2 separate regions of the Mus musculus genome follow, and region 2 is linked to region 1. The links are chromatin loops, found by intact Hi-C in ENCODE. Cell type or tissue: heart. All regions are shown on one strand. Links, peaks and the distances in the headings refer to the core of each region. The heading gives the core; the rest is flanking DNA. Region 1 holds the start of Pole4 (polymerase (DNA-directed), epsilon 4 (p12 subunit)). Region 2 holds the start of Gcfc2 (GC-rich sequence DNA binding factor 2).

Evidence for each region. Hi-C counts contacts between places; a loop is a spot of excess contacts. Peaks named below come from ENCODE experiments on the same cell type or tissue, not always from the same donor. Only the 100,000 strongest peaks of a DNase experiment are listed, where the experiment ranks them.
Region 2: a loop joins it to region 1, with 16 times the contacts of the local background. A loop is called at or near these places in 1 of 42 quality-filtered maps.

Annotation. Positions count from the first base shown.
Region 1 is chr6:82,649,483-82,656,996 of GRCm38, forward strand. Pole4 (polymerase (DNA-directed), epsilon 4 (p12 subunit)) reads right to left here and starts at 3,383. Exons shown (of 4, transcript NM_025882.3): 1 at 3,142-3,383; 2 at 2,601-2,685; 3 at 1,955-1,996. The coding sequence starts at 3,357. In heart, for the core only: a CTCF peak has its summit at 3,628; DNase peaks (open chromatin) are centred at 3,159 and 3,469; H3K4me3 peaks cover 1,463 bases; H3K27ac peaks cover 1,223 bases.
Region 2 is chr6:81,920,419-81,927,932 of GRCm38, forward strand. It overlaps Gcfc2 (GC-rich sequence DNA binding factor 2), which reads left to right and starts at 3,251. Exons shown (of 17, transcript NM_177884.3): 1 at 3,251-3,520; 2 at 5,348-5,476. The coding sequence starts at 3,289. In heart, for the core only: no CTCF peak of the experiment used is centred there; a DNase peak (open chromatin) is centred at 3,253; H3K4me3 peaks cover 1,540 bases; H3K27ac peaks cover 1,268 bases.

The DNA.
Region 1 (7,514 bases), core at 2,552-5,051:
AAAACTAAACCAGCAATACTTCTAACTAAAAAAATAGTAACTTTCTTTGGAATTTTCTGTTGCTGATTAAGGCAGTATGTCACTGGCCACACTAGGCTGGAGCCCCCCTTGTAGCACAAGCTGGCCTCAGACATAAAATCCTGCTGCCTCACTCTCCCAAGGACTGGCACTTACAGGCATGAGCCACCTTACCTAGCAACTCTGATTTTGTTGATGACAAGTCTCTGTTTAAAGCAACGAATAAAACTAAATATATTTTAAAAATAAAACTTCTCAATAATTGAAATAAATGATATTAAGGGATGGCAAAGTCACAAAGTAAGGCCAACCTCCAAAGCTATGGTGTCCCTGAAGGCACCTACCAATCTGAGAGGTCTGAGAGGGGCTGTGTGGCAGGCTGAGGGAGATAAGAATCAAACTGCAGTCTGCCTAAATGGGAAGGTCTAATAACCAATCACTAGAAATGACAATAATCAATTAAATACTATAAATTAAATACTATGGGCTGTCAAAAACAACATAGTAGTAAACTTTTACATACCTAATCACATGGTCTTACAAAATAAACAGAATCAAAAATTCAAGTGAAAATAATCTACAGTTGTGGTAGGAGAATTTAATGGACAATTCTTACTCAGCAACTGATAAAACAAGCAAGCAGAACAGAATAGAGTACTTTCTCTTCAAGAATATAAAGACCACCACCAAGGATGACCATACACTGGACTATAAAACAAGTTGGGCAACTAATTCAAGTTATTTTTAAGACAAATAGGTGGAAAAACAAAATCTACAACTCAAAGAGAATACTCAAAAATCTAGACTTGAAGCAGACATTGGAGAGAGATCTTAGAAGATATCAAAGAGAACATCTAAAGAGTGCCATGGGCAAAGGTTAACACAGAGAAGCAGAACAGAGTGAAAAAAGAAGAAAATATTTCAGCGTCAGACAAGGTGGCATATGCCTATTTATGTATGTATTGACTTATCATTATTATTACTAGCATTTTGGAGGTGAAGACAGAAAAGGAATTCAAGGTCACTCTCAGCTACACAGTGAGAGTTCAAGGCTAGTCTGAGCTATATAAGACCCTGTCTTAAGTTAGGAACTGAGGGTGGAGAGATGACTCAGTGATTAAGACCTCTTGCTAGCTGGGCGGTAGTGGCGCACGCCTTTAATCCCAGCACTCGGGAGGCAGAGGCAGGAGGATTTCTGAGTTCGAGGCCAGCCTGGTCTACAGAGTAAGTTCCAGGACAGCCAGGGCTATACAGAGAAATCCTGTCTCGAAAAAATAACAACAAAAAAGACCTCATGCTCATCAGCAGGCAGTTGTGAAGCACACCTTTAATCCCAGCACTCTGGAGGTAGAGGCAAGTAGTTCTAGGATCTCTGCGAATTCAAGGCCAGCTTGGTCTACAGAGTGAATTCCAGGAGAGCCAGGGCTACACAGAGAAACCCAAGTCTCAAATAGAGCAAAAACAAAACAAAAAAGTGCTTGCTGCTCTTCCAGAAGCCCTGTTCACAGCACCCATGTTTAGCAGCTCACACTACTCTTCTGGCTCTTATGGGGGTACCTACATACATTTGGCATATAGAAACACACATACACGTAAATAAAAAGGAATCTTAAAAAAAGTTACAAATTGTTTCTAATTCTTAACATTATAAAGGAGCAATATTAATATTTAGTTTGGAGATATAAACAGGATTCAAAATCTAAATCCAATTCTACTGGTAATTTATATACTCCCTCCTTCTTCTTTTAAGCTTGCAATTTCCCTGTAGAATTTCTAATTCCCCAAGAATGGAAAATGTTCCTTTTTTTTCTATCAAAACAGGGAGAATTGCTGCCATGTATACAAAGGAAAACCACACATCTGTTTTATAAGGTTTTATAAGGTTTGAAGCTCACATCATCAACAGAGAAATAGTCTGTGCAGGCAGTGAACTCACCTTCTAGAAAAGCGAATTCATCCACAGCTTCTATTGCATTATCTGAAACACAAGGTAAAGGGATACTTGATTGGCTCTTGCCATTCAGACATCAGACCCAACATGGAATTTTATGCAAATGACATCACTTACAAACTGTAACCCAGAGGTCCTAAGATCCATCTTTACACTCACTATTCTTTTAACTGTCTCACCTCAAAAGCCAGCGAAAATGCTGTTCAAGGCATCCTACAATCCTGTCTTATTCCAAAATTCACTTTTCTCTCTACTCTAAAGACACTAGAACAAGGCCGGGCGTGGTGGTGCACGCCTTTAATCCCAGCACTTGGGAGACTGAGGCAGGTGAATTTCTGAGTTCGAGGCCAGCCTGGTCTACAGAGTGAGTTCCAGGACAGCCAGGGCTGCAGAGAAACCCTGTCTCGAAAAACAAAAACAAAAAAAAAAGATACTAGAAAAAGAGTTTGGCAGCATAGAAGGGAATGAGAGGTACAGTCTCTAAAGGCTTACACATGTGGAAGGGTTACCAGGTAGACAAATAAACCAAAAGCCAAATTTCCCCTTGCTTCAATGATGCCTTGTGAAACAGCTATAAGAAAGCCCAGCCCATAGCTCCCCTGTCCACCCTGGGGTACCACAGCGACTCTACCCAAATCTCTCCTCTGGAGAGTTTTCCTCTTTCCTTGTTGAGCACAGCAGTAGGCATCTTTTGCGATAGTCTCCACGAACAGTTCCTGCAACAAAAAAAAAAAAAAGCAAGCAGAGATTAGTGGACTCTAGCCCACTGAGATGAGCAATCCTGTGTAGACGTGGACAAGAAGGGTAAAGGGGGAACTCTACCACACAGGAAAGTTCTAGAAGCTACCATTGTACTGAACTTATGAAAATACTTCTGCTATCCCTCTCCATAGCTCCAATCCCCCTGCTCTAATATCTCCAAATCCACCCTACTCATTCATTAGGATCCCCTTCAAGTTCTGTGTGAGCCGTGGGAGCCATGCAAACTAAATTTGCGTGGGTCCTCGTGAAGAGGAGAGTGGCTAACCAACTCAAACGGGGCCCACAGAGGCCTTCCTAGGTCTCAGTCAAGTCAGGTCGGCGTACCAGGGCCCGCCACGCCCCCTAGCGCCACGCCCCCTAGATGCCACGCCCCTTTCCCCGACCCAGGCGCCCTTGCTTCCCCGTCGCACCGCGGCACGCGCCAGGATAAAGATGGCTTCCTGTCCCGCCAGCGTTACGTCAGGGTCTGCCTTCACCAAGGCCTTTACTCTCGCCAGAGGCAGCCTCGAGAGGCGAACTCCCCCGGGTGCACTCGTCGGGGCTTGGGCCTGCGAAGCCGCTGCCTCCCCTCCGGGAGCCTCTTCCTCTCTGGGCGTCCCGCTCCCAGCAGCCGCCGCTGCCGCCATCCCCTCCCGAAACGTGTGGCGCGCGGTCGCTGACTGAGCGCGCGCACGCGATTTCGGCCCCTTTCCCGCGCCGGGTAGAGACCACGCCTCTCCGTGTGGGCGTGGCCCCACCCTCACTAGGCGTGGCGCGCCAGAACCGCCCCCTCTGACTCCGGGGTCTGATGTACTCTTCCGGGCGGCCACAGCCTGGAAGCGGCCGGGCGTGGCCTAGCTGAGCCGGAAGTCCGGATGCTTCTCTAGAGCCTCAGTAGGTGCTGAGTTTAACCTCTAGGCCAACAGGAGGGGAACCCGTGGGTGTCCCCACAACGCTGCCCCGCGCAGCGACAGACCCGGGCCAGCGCCGGGGATCATGTTTTAGGTGGAATGGGACGTTTGACGGGCAGAATTGGAAGTGCGGTTTAGTGGGAGGAAACCACTGCAAAAAAGGCGTGCAGACACGGAGAGCAAGTTTTGTCTGTGGTTGGTCAAACAAGGGTTAGCTCAGAACACTGATCTCCTTACTCAAAACAACAAAACTAAAAACTGTGTTCTCTAGGAACATTAATTGCATAGGGTTTATGTTTTAAAATACTAGTATGTAGTGTTGGCAAAACATTATCATGACAAGTAACTTTTCAAAAACAAAAATTGGCGGGGCGGTGATGGCACACGCCTTTAATCCCAGCACTTGGGAGGCAGAGGCAGGCGGATTTCTGAGTTCGAGGCCAGCCTGGTCCACAAAGTGAGTTCGAGGACAGCCAGGGCTACACAGAGAAACCCTGTCTCGAAAAAACCAAAACCAACAAAACAAAACAAAAACAAAAATTGATGAGAAAAAAATTAATGTCTCCTTTAGAAAACAATTTGATCGTCTAGCTGCTTCTCAACATTTTACTATCTGTTTTTTTGCATAGTTATGGAAAATTCCACTGCACCTTCTTGAGAGAATGAGAATGACTAAGATTAAGATAACTTTTACCAGGTGTGGTGGTGCACGCCTTTAATATAAGCACTCAAGTAGCAAAAGCACATCATGCTCTTTGAAACCAGCCTGGTGTACAGAGGGAGTTCCCAAGCCAGCGAGGACGACATAGTAAGGCCCTATCTTTAAAACAGAAAATCGCTTTGACCTCGCCGGCCTCTGCAAAGGATCTCCAAGAAGCCTCTCCCTGCCTCTTCTTACCTATGAGTTCTCATACCGAACCAGAGATCTGGCATGGAAGTGTGGCAAATATTCGCAATAGGCAAGAGAGACAACTCAGTAAAGTGTATGCTGCTCATCAAGGACCTGAGTTCGAATCACCAGAACACAGTAAAAGGCTAGTGTGATAGAACTCCTGTAACTTCTGCACTAAGAGAACAGGATTGCTTAAGTTCTTTGGCCAGCTAAGCTAGCCGAACCAAATCAGTGAGCTTGTGGACCTTGGGCCTTTATACCAACAAATGCATCCAACACACACTAAATTTTTAATATAAGGCATAATAAGAACACTGTGTACCTAGTTAATTGCTTTATATAAATATTAATGTTTAGTCATAATGCCTGTACTATTGATGCAGGTAAGTAATTTTATTTACAGCTATGAGTGAGCCACAGACTGTTCCACAGTGTACCTGTGGAATAAGGGGAAGCCAAGGGCTCATTGCATAATAACCTGAAATCATTTACTTCCAAATTTAAGCAATAAACTTTAACTGGGTCTATACACAGAGGCCCCACTGGAACAAAATGAGTTTTGGCCAGAATTAAAAGCTCCAGGGGAGGAGCGATGAGTTACATTGTACCAGAGTTTTCCTTAGGACCTTTGTCTTGAGTGCTCTCTACTGTGTACTTAAGAAAAAAAGAAAAAAAAAAACCAAGAAACTTTATTCTTATTGGTTGATTGTTCGTAGAAATTGATTACATAGATTTCCAATCTTTTCACCCCAACTTTGAAATGATTTAAATCCAATGTAACCTGTAAGGATCACTGTACTGGGCTCCTTCCACCCTCTCAATTTTGTAACACCTCCAGGTCCTCTCTGCACCTGGACCATATAGACTGGGTCTCTAGTTCTTTTGTTCTTCCCCCAAAGCTTTTATCTACTTCAGATCCCAGGTTCTCTTCATTATGGAAACTTCTCTTCCCACCTAAAGCTCCACAGATGAAGTTAAATCAGTCATACTACTGAACACCTGTCCTTTAGAGTGCTGGTCCCACAGTAGCACGGAGCCTCTCCCTGTGCATTTTACTTCTCTAGTCCTACTTTCCCCAGATTGAAAATTCCTGAAAGGAGGTGTTCTGTCTGGTTTTGTTCGTTGTCTTGAGACTATGATAAAGTACCCAACACTTGGGTATTCAGTAAGTATTTACAGAGTCAATGGATCATTAACAATAGCTCATCTGAAACTAAAATCGCCTCAGAAGGCATGTTAGAATCTGAGGGCAAAAGTCATTATCTGAAAATGTCTGCTAAGGGTCTCTAGTCCTTTCTGCACTGTTTTAGACAATCATTTTTTTTTCCTGGTATTATGAGACTGTAGCCCAGGCTAGCCTAGAACTGGTGACAGTCCTCCTGCCTCGGCTTCCCAAGTGATGGAGTTACAGGCTCCAGCCTTTGCATTCAGCTTTAAGCAATCAACTTGACATTTGCTTATGGACTTTGTTTAATAGAAAGCAAATACATTTCATAACTTTAAATCCCTGAAAATCAGTTAGAAGGTATACTGAGGCCTTTGGTCACGTTCTCCCTTTGTTCACAGCGGCCCTGCTCAGAAGGCAGCACTCAGCTTGTCCTGAGCTCTCCTCTGTAGGATCCAGCTGCCCTTGGGATGGTTTATGAGCCTCTCTGAATGGCAGTCACGAAGGACAGAAGGCTATCCTAACTCATTCCCAGCAGATTACTTTTCAGTTCAGTGGTCTGCAATATTGGATTTTTTTATTCTCAAGAAGTAATGTGAAGAAAAGGAACTGTGGCTAGTCTATAAGAAGAGAACAGAGGGGAGTGTGAGGTTCAAGCCCTCTGTCAATGAGCTCTGTCACAGTAACTTGGCAGTCATAAACTAAAGTGATGCGTGGAGCTGAGTATGATGGTGCTGAAAGATGGCCACAACCCTGAGGCTAGCCTGATCTACACACTGAATTCTAGAGCAGCCAGTGCTATATAGCAAGACCCAACCTCAAACAAAACAACAACAAACATAATATTTGGAATTGTTTTCCAAATAAGCATACATTTAAGAATCATGTATTAGTCTTTTACTACTTATAATTAGAAGCATTTTTAAATATCTTCATTAATTCATTGGGAATCCCATACAGCATATTTTAAGCACATTCACCTGAAACTCCTCCTGTTAACTCCTTCCAGCTCCATTCCCACTCCACTATGACCCAATTTTCTGTCCTCTTTTATTTTGAACTAGTTCTTAATGCTAAGTTTAATTTCCAGAGAATATGTAAGTTGTTATGAGGGTTTTTCTGTGTGTGTGTGTGTGTGTGTGTGTGTACCTAAGAGATCAGAGGATTGGGTCTGCTTAGAACCACCCAGCATGGATTCTGGAGATTGAGCCTGGGTCTTCTGAGACAAGTGCTCTTAACTGCTGCATCATCTCTCCAGGCCCCTCTGAGGAATGGTATTCACAAAGATTAATTTTAATTTTATTCTCTTTTATGTTGTTTTATTTCAGTTTGGTTTTTGAAAGAGAGGTGGAATTAGTGGCAGTCCTCCTGTCTCAACCTCCCAAATACTCTGATTATAGATATATAATACCCAGCTGAGACTGCAAGTTGTCTCACCCATCGTGCTTGCTAGCTAGACTGAGACACACTATGAAATTCAGGGTCCTATGAGCCCAACCATGATGGCCTTGGCCTACCTGGAAAGCCTCCATATAAGCTGAGATGAACCTGGTAGCAGGCATCATCAGGAAGTCAGTTTGTATAACCATCATTCTGTTCACTTGCAGAAGAGCAATTAGAAGCTTCAGCTGCTTCTGGAAGAGGCAGCAGAATCCCTACCCGACGGGCAACATCACACAGATCTTTGGTGAAGCAAGGAAAGATCACTGCTGTTAAGATAGCACTAGCTGCCATCACTGTGGACAGCAAGCTGTCACAACGTTTCGAGTGAAAAGAGCTCATGAGGCAGCCAACAATCATGTAGACCAAATATTCCGCAGTAGACCGAAGGAAGAG
Region 2 (7,514 bases), core at 1,936-4,435, 730 kb before region 1:
GTGGATCAAGCTGCTGCTGCCTGCTAACCTGTGAACTGAACTGCCGATTTGCAGACAACACAGATGGGAATTGTTCCATTCTAAACAGGTCCACTTCCCCCATATCCTTTCTTTCCCACTACCTCTGGTGGGTGGTGGGCTACAAGGGAGGTTAAAGTGTTTAGGAATCATCATTAAAAGTAAGGTTTGGAAAAATTAAAGTTACACATGGTAAACAAAAGGGCTGATTGCAAGCACCTCCTGCAGCCTCTTCCTTTATGAAGTGCCTGCTTCCTGTGTGCCTGAGGTGCCTTCACACCAGCTTAGCTTCTGTGACATTGGTCCAGTTCATGCTTCGAGGTTCTAAGTGGTAGTGGTGCCTTGAAGCAGTGACTGTCTGCATGGAAAAAGCATTTTCTAATCAGAGAGCATCCTGGGGACAAACAGTAGCTGGGGGACAGCTGCAGTGCGGCCCCTGCCACCTTTATGTGTCCAGCTCTTCTCGCCATGAGTCAGCACATTAGGGAGCTGTTTTAGGGGAGATTACAGAAAAGCAGCTGCCTCTGGGGTATTTGGGTCATAGCTAACGGTGGCCCTGGTAACCATGAGCTACAGGACTAGGAAAGAACCTTCCTCGGCTGGTCTCAGTTGGTCTCTCTGTCCTCTGATTTGATCTTTTCTGAGATGAATGGGGAATTTTCGCAGTATCACAAGCCTCGTGGTCATCATGGAGATAGAATACTCAGGGGTCAGGGAGGAACAAACATCCTATGGCTTCATATTTTAGAGCTAAAGGGTATTTAATTTGTTCCTCTGATGTCGCTGGAGCTCAGGGCAGTTAAACAACTTGAGCTTGGTGGGTATGCAGGCTCACACCTGTAGTCCTGGCACTTGAGAAACTGAAGTAGGAACAGTACCATGACTTGGAGGCAAGCCTGGGCTACATAATTAGACCCTATCTTAAAGCAAATCCATCCTAGTTGGAGGTGACACCTCTCCTGAGGTATTAGCAGCCAGTGCCAAGCCCTGCTCAGATGCTGTCCTTACCTCAACACAGACAGGAAGAAGTTGGGTGTGATGGCATAGGCCTGTAAGACAAACATTCACGAGTTCAAGGTCAGCCTTGTTTGCATAGCAAGTTTAAGAACAGCCTGGGCTAATTGATACTCCCCCCAAACAAAGAAGATAGAAAGGAAAGAAAAGATAGAAGAGGAGAAAAATGTTAATCCCATTCTCCTTTCCCATCTAACTTGAATCATTTCCCAGCCATTCAGAGAGGAATTCTGATCTCTTTGTCTGTCTAGGCAGCCAATAATAGCAATGAAACTTCCTCATTCACAAGGTTTGTAACAGCAACAGAAGTCCGACTGACACACTCTTGAATGCCTAAGTTTAATGTAGAAAATCTCCAAAGATAAGGCCTCTCAAGTCTAAGATCACAAAGGATCAAAATCCAAACAATCTAAATTTTGGTATAACAATTTTAGTTCTTTAAAAAATATATACTTAAGAGGCAGGCAGATTTCTGAGTTCAAGGCCAGCCTGGTCTACAGAGTGAGTTCCAGGACAGCCAGGGCTATATAGAGAAACCCTGTCTCAATATATATATTTTAATATTTAATATTAATTTTAAAGGAGCTTTGTTGGAGAAATATATACAAATATTACAGAATAAATAATATTTCCAAATTAAAATAGGCATGCATAGTATGTATGACTTTGGAAGGAAAACACTCAGCTATACTTGTTATAGTCTTATGGGTATAACAATTGTGAGCAAATAATGTAAATTTATAAGTAGGTTAAAAAAATAGAATTAAATAAATAAATCAATAAATAAAAGGGTTGGTAAGATAGCTTGGCTGGTAAAGATACTTGTTTGGCCTAGTGACCAGCTTACACAGTGGAAGGAAAGAGCTGATTCCAAATAGCTGTCTTCTTATCTTAGCCATATTCTTTCTCTCTCTCTCTCTCTCTCTCTCTCTCTCTCTCTCTCTCTCTCTCTCACACACACACACACACACACACATACACACACTAAATATATGTAAAAAGAATTAAACTAAATAGGGTGAAAAGAAAACTATCTTGGTTATTTTTCTCATGTCACCATGACAAAGAACCTGGCAGAAGCATCTTAAGTGAGGAGGGGTTTACTTGACTCACAGTTCTGTCGGCACCCTCCCTCCATCATGGTCGGATTGGCAAGGCCAATGGCTTGGTCAGCAGTGGCCGAACATTGTCAATCAGTAACTCCACACCTTGGCCAACCAGGAAGCTGAGAGCTCTGGCCAGAGGGAGATGTATCCATCACCTGCAAGGCCTGCCTCTGGAGAGCCATTTTTGCGAATTAACCCATAGTCCCAAAGGTTCTACAACTGTCCCACAGTGCCACAATCTGGGGACCAGGTTTTCAATGCCACGAGCCTGTGTTAAATGTTTCTGATTCTAGTCCCAACAACAGTATTTGGTAGCTGTATGCACCCAACTTTATGTAGTCACATGAAATGTTTTGATGGTAACTGAAGTCTTCTTGAAAACCAACCAACAAATAAGGAAACAATAAAGGAATAGTACGCTGGAGACGGGGTGAGGTGTGCTGCAGGTGTTAAAGCCTGGAGCCCAAAGGTTGCAGGCATGGAACCTGATGCTTATGGAAGCAACTGCAAACTCTCATCACAGCTCTGAGAGACCAAGGTTTCACTCTCTCTAGATTGCCTGGGACCCAACGTAGTTCTTACCCCAAAGGGAATACAATTTTGGAGCCAAATATGTGCCCATGGCCTATAAACAGATTTCTGCCTTTGCGAATTCCATGGTCAATGTGGGAAGTGTTAGTTTGAAAGAAGAAAGGAGAGAGAGAGAGCATATGAGAGAGAGAGAGAGAGAGAGAGAGAGAGAGAGAGAGAGGAGAGAGAGAATGGAGTTATAAGCCAAAGCATTTTAAATACATTTGTGGAAACCTTAAGTGAACAGAATGCAGTGGAGAAATCTCAGCCACAGGCCTCAGGTCATTTATGCTCTTATCATTTATGCTTAATTTCATTGTTTATCCCTCCACTTCTGTCTGTTCTGGGTGAGATGTGCAGGTAATCTCCCGGGCTTCGAACATAAACTGCGAGAATGTTTGGCCAGTTATTATCTGTCCCACTAAAAAGGCAGCTCAGCTCGGCCAATTCAGACCATTGGGTACCGAACCCTGCTGCACCAGGCGGAGCTCTCACAAACACGCATGCGCATCTCGAGACGCGCGACTGCGCAGGCGCCGGACACCTAGCCTTAAGGAGACGCGCCAATCCTACTTGGAACATGGCTCTCAGGCCCCAGAGGACTTTCAGGCGGCGCCAGGTCGAGTCCAGCGATAGCGATAGCGATAGCGACGGCGCGAAGGAGCAGAGTGCGGAGGAGCCGGCGTCTGCCGGCGGCCGAACAGAGGGAGCGGAGCGGCCGCGCGGGGCCCGCAGCGCCCGGGGCCGAGGTCGGGTCTGGGCGAGTTCCCGCCGCAGCCCGGGAGCTGCTCCCCGCGGGGACGGCGGAGCAGGTGACCGAGGGGTGGAAAGGGCTCCGTTGCTCAGATCCAGAGGCCTCTATGGCCGTCTGCACCCGCATTGCTCAATGCCGGGGTTGCCCGAAGCCTCCCATAGATCTTGGTGGCACTTTGCAGTTTGCATCCTCAGGTGACCCGCACCGACTAGAGCATACAGCCATTGGTGTGCACACACTGAACCCAAATCCTCAGAGAGGTCCTGAACGACTCCTCGTGCTGTTAGCTGTTAAATGTGGATGAAAGTCGTGTGAGCCTTTGGGAGCTTGTCTAACAGTTTTCTAAGAACACCAGACAGTGACTAAAAGAATAAGGACAGGGTTTGGAACGTTGTCATTTTTAAAATCAGTCATCTGCAACAACAACAAAAAGTAGATTAAAAATAATGTAAAACGAGGTGCTGTGACTGAGATTGGTGACACTAAGGACCGTTCCATTCATGTGATCAAATACCAAGTCATTTGAGGGCTGGCGAAGCCAGTCAGCAGTTAAGAGCACTGGTTACTCTTAGAGGACCCGAGTTCAGTGTCTAGCACCAACTTGGTGGTTCAGGACCGTCTGTAACTCTGGGACATTGGAACTCCTCCCCTAACCCTGTCAGGCAGCAGACACACACAGTGTAGGAAGATCACTGTGTTGTACAATAGATACACTAAACTTATTCTTGTAAAATTTTGTAACCTTTGCCAACATACATTCCCACATTGGCTCATATTAACCACCATTCTATTCAGTGTCTGTGATTTCCTTCAAATTGTTTGGATTCTACATATTAATGAGAGCTTAACATATCTGTCTTTCTGTGCCCAGCGTATAGCACTTAAAATAATGACTTCAAGGCTTGGGATCTTACTGATTTCTTAGTCAATGTCAGGGGCCCGGTTCATCTAAAGTTTGATTGATCTTTTTTGTATTTGTAACAAAGTATGCCGGTCATCTGTTTACCTTGAGTTAAGTAAGTACTTCTCTTCCCTCCTAGATCAGTGGTTCTCAAATTTCTTTGGCCTTTGAACTCTCTTTGTAACTCTTAAAAATAGAGGTCCCAAATAGCCCAGGTTTCTATAGATTATTTTTCTTTTGTTACCACTATCCTTAAGATAGTGGTACTCGGCTCAAAGTTTTACAAAATTAATAATTTGCATTGCTTCATCAACAAACGTGAATGAAAATGGCTTTCTTTTCCCTTTCTTGGTGTGTGGTGAAGAATACAATGACTGTGTACGAGCTGATGTCACTGCCTTTGTGCTGAGGCGAGCGCTTTTACCCACCACACTTGTACCTTACTACAATGTCAACCCAGAGAAAAGAACAAGTAACGTGTGTCTGTTACAATCAAAGTGGTTTTGAGTGCACACATCACCTCACGAGACCCCGAGGGCTGTGAAGGATAACTGGAGACCGTGCTTTGCCTTGGTTGGAGGCAGAGGTTGTCTCTCACAGCAGTAGCTAAGACGTGAGCGGTGGCTTTATTTTTTTCCATATTTTATTCTGTGTTTTAGAGATGTATTTTCATTTTTGTGTATGTCCATGTGTGAGTACAGTGACCACAGAGACCAGATGTGTCAGATCCCCAGGAGCTGGAGTTTCAGGTAGCTGTGAATTGCCTGACACAGATGCTGGGAACCAGACTCATGTCTTCTGCAAGGACAGTGTGTGTTCTTGACCTCTGATTCACCTCTCAGACTCTCCTTTAAATGTTTATTTGCACCAATCTTTTTGAGCTTCATGTAGTCTGGAATTAAGAGGACATCTTATGAACATGTTTATTTTGGTTATTGATTCAAATATTTTGACTCTTTCTTGCTTCCATCGGTATCCTCTTAGAATGCAGAACAGCTGAGCTCTCAACGGATGAAGAGGAAGGAACACATACCTTGACAGGAAGTAAGGGTGATCGGAGTCCGTCCTCTGATAGCTCTTGCTCTCTGGAAGAAAGAGACGTTTCACCCATAGGTTGGTAATTTTTGTAATTTTATATAACTAACTTAACTAGCTTCCTTCCTTTTTTTGCCACAAGGTCTCACTTTGTACCCCAGGCTGGTCTGGGTTTCATCCTGTAGCCTAAACTGGCCTCAGACTCACCCTCTGCCTCCTGAGCCTGTGATGGATGGCATGAAAAAGCTCTCGCATCAGCACAGTATACACCAGTCATTTTAATTGTTGATAAAGCAGTAAAAAGTATGCAACAGATAGTTATATCATTATTTATTACATGATATAACTGAGATCAGACAGCTTAGAAGTAGCCCAGACAAGGCTCAGATCAGGGAGTCTGCTCCGCAGTGTGTTCTGAGCCCCTGTGCTTGCTGGGTAGTTCCCCCTCCCACCTAGAAGCTGGTAAGAATTTATCCTGAGATTGTTGCTGATGTCACATGTAGCGTGTCTAAAACCTGAAGGAGGACAATATAACATATGTAACTCATAATGACTCGAAGAGGCTTTTTTAAAGAAAGATTGCTTAGTTCAGTTGTTAGCTAAGCGCATAACCACCTCTGGGCCAAATCTAACCCAATGCTCATTAAAGCTCTTTCAGATATTAGTTACCTAAGTCTGCTTTGGCATTACGATGGCAAAGTGGAGAAGTTATCCTGGGCCTTACTCTATAGCCCATGAAGTCAGAAATATTCCTCCGGCCTTTTAAATGTAATCAGGTGTTCATAACTTGTTTCCTTCTGTAGAGACTCTTTTTTATTTTTATTTTTTCAGGCTAGTGACATGTAAGAGCCCTTTGAGAAAAGTAGCTCAGTTCCCAGCACCCATGTCGGCCTGCGCACAACCACTCAGAACTCCAGCTCCTGCAGAGTCTGGTGCTTCCGGCCTCCTCAGGCACCAGCCCCTCACATGCACAAATGCACATTCATAATTGCAAATAGTGAATTAGATCTTTTTAAAAATTGAGCTTCGTAATAAGCAGACATAGTCTGGGGTGAATTCTGGGTGCGGCACTGTCCAGTAGAACTTTTGTTATGGTAGAAGAATGTCTATATCTTCACCATGAGTACAGTAGCCACTGCCGCAAGAAGCTGTTGAGCCGAGTCTTTACCTAAGTTGATATGGTGCGATATGACTAGTGGCTGCAGTACTCAGCACTGCTTCTGAGGATGGACAGTGTGAGGGACAGTGTGAGGGACAGTGTGAGGGTTCTGAAGCGCAGGTAGCTCTGCTCTCCTGAGGAGAAGCCAGTCGGGAACAATGTGTGGCATAATTTCTAATAATCACAGAGAGTAGAGTTGGCATGTGGGTGGTAAATTCCCTTCAGAGTACAGGACAGTTCCACGGTAAAGAGTTGTCATTCCTCCAAATACACCATCGAGATAGCAGATGTGCTATTTAAAGATGGCAGGGCTAGGTATGATGGCACATGGCTGTCACCCAAGCACAAAGCCGTGTGTGTGTGTGTGTGTATGAAGAATGTATTTGTTATGTGTTTGGCTGTGAGAATTAACCAGTGATAGGCTGTCTGCCTTGAGATGTTCCCTGTGGCAGAGGTTCTTCTTACAAAAGAGATCACAGTTGATCTCAGCTTATTAGATGATTGCTTGTCTGGTGGGCGATGCATACGCTAATGCCACTTATCAGAAAAAGCACGGGGGTGTCTGTATCCGTTCAGCCCTCGTCTGTCTGACATCTGCTGTGTGGGAACTGTGGAGACGTGAGGGGACAGGATGGGAAACACAGTCTTCCCTTCCCTGAACTCTGACATGTAACTTGGGAGAGGATTACTTCCTGTGACACCAGCATCTCCCCACCAAGTCCTGCATTGAGTCAGGTCCACTTGATGTGTTGTTTTCCAGTCCACTTGGGTATTGGCGACTAACGCCGCTTCATAACCCCACTGCTACATACAGTCCCCTTAGAGGCTCTGCTCAGCTCCAGTACCGCGCTGAGAAGGTGTTTCCAGCGAGTCCCTAGGGTTTCAGTTTTTAAGTCTTGGATCCCGTGATGGGTTTGGAACTTTAATCTACTTTAGACAAGAATAACTGCACTTATT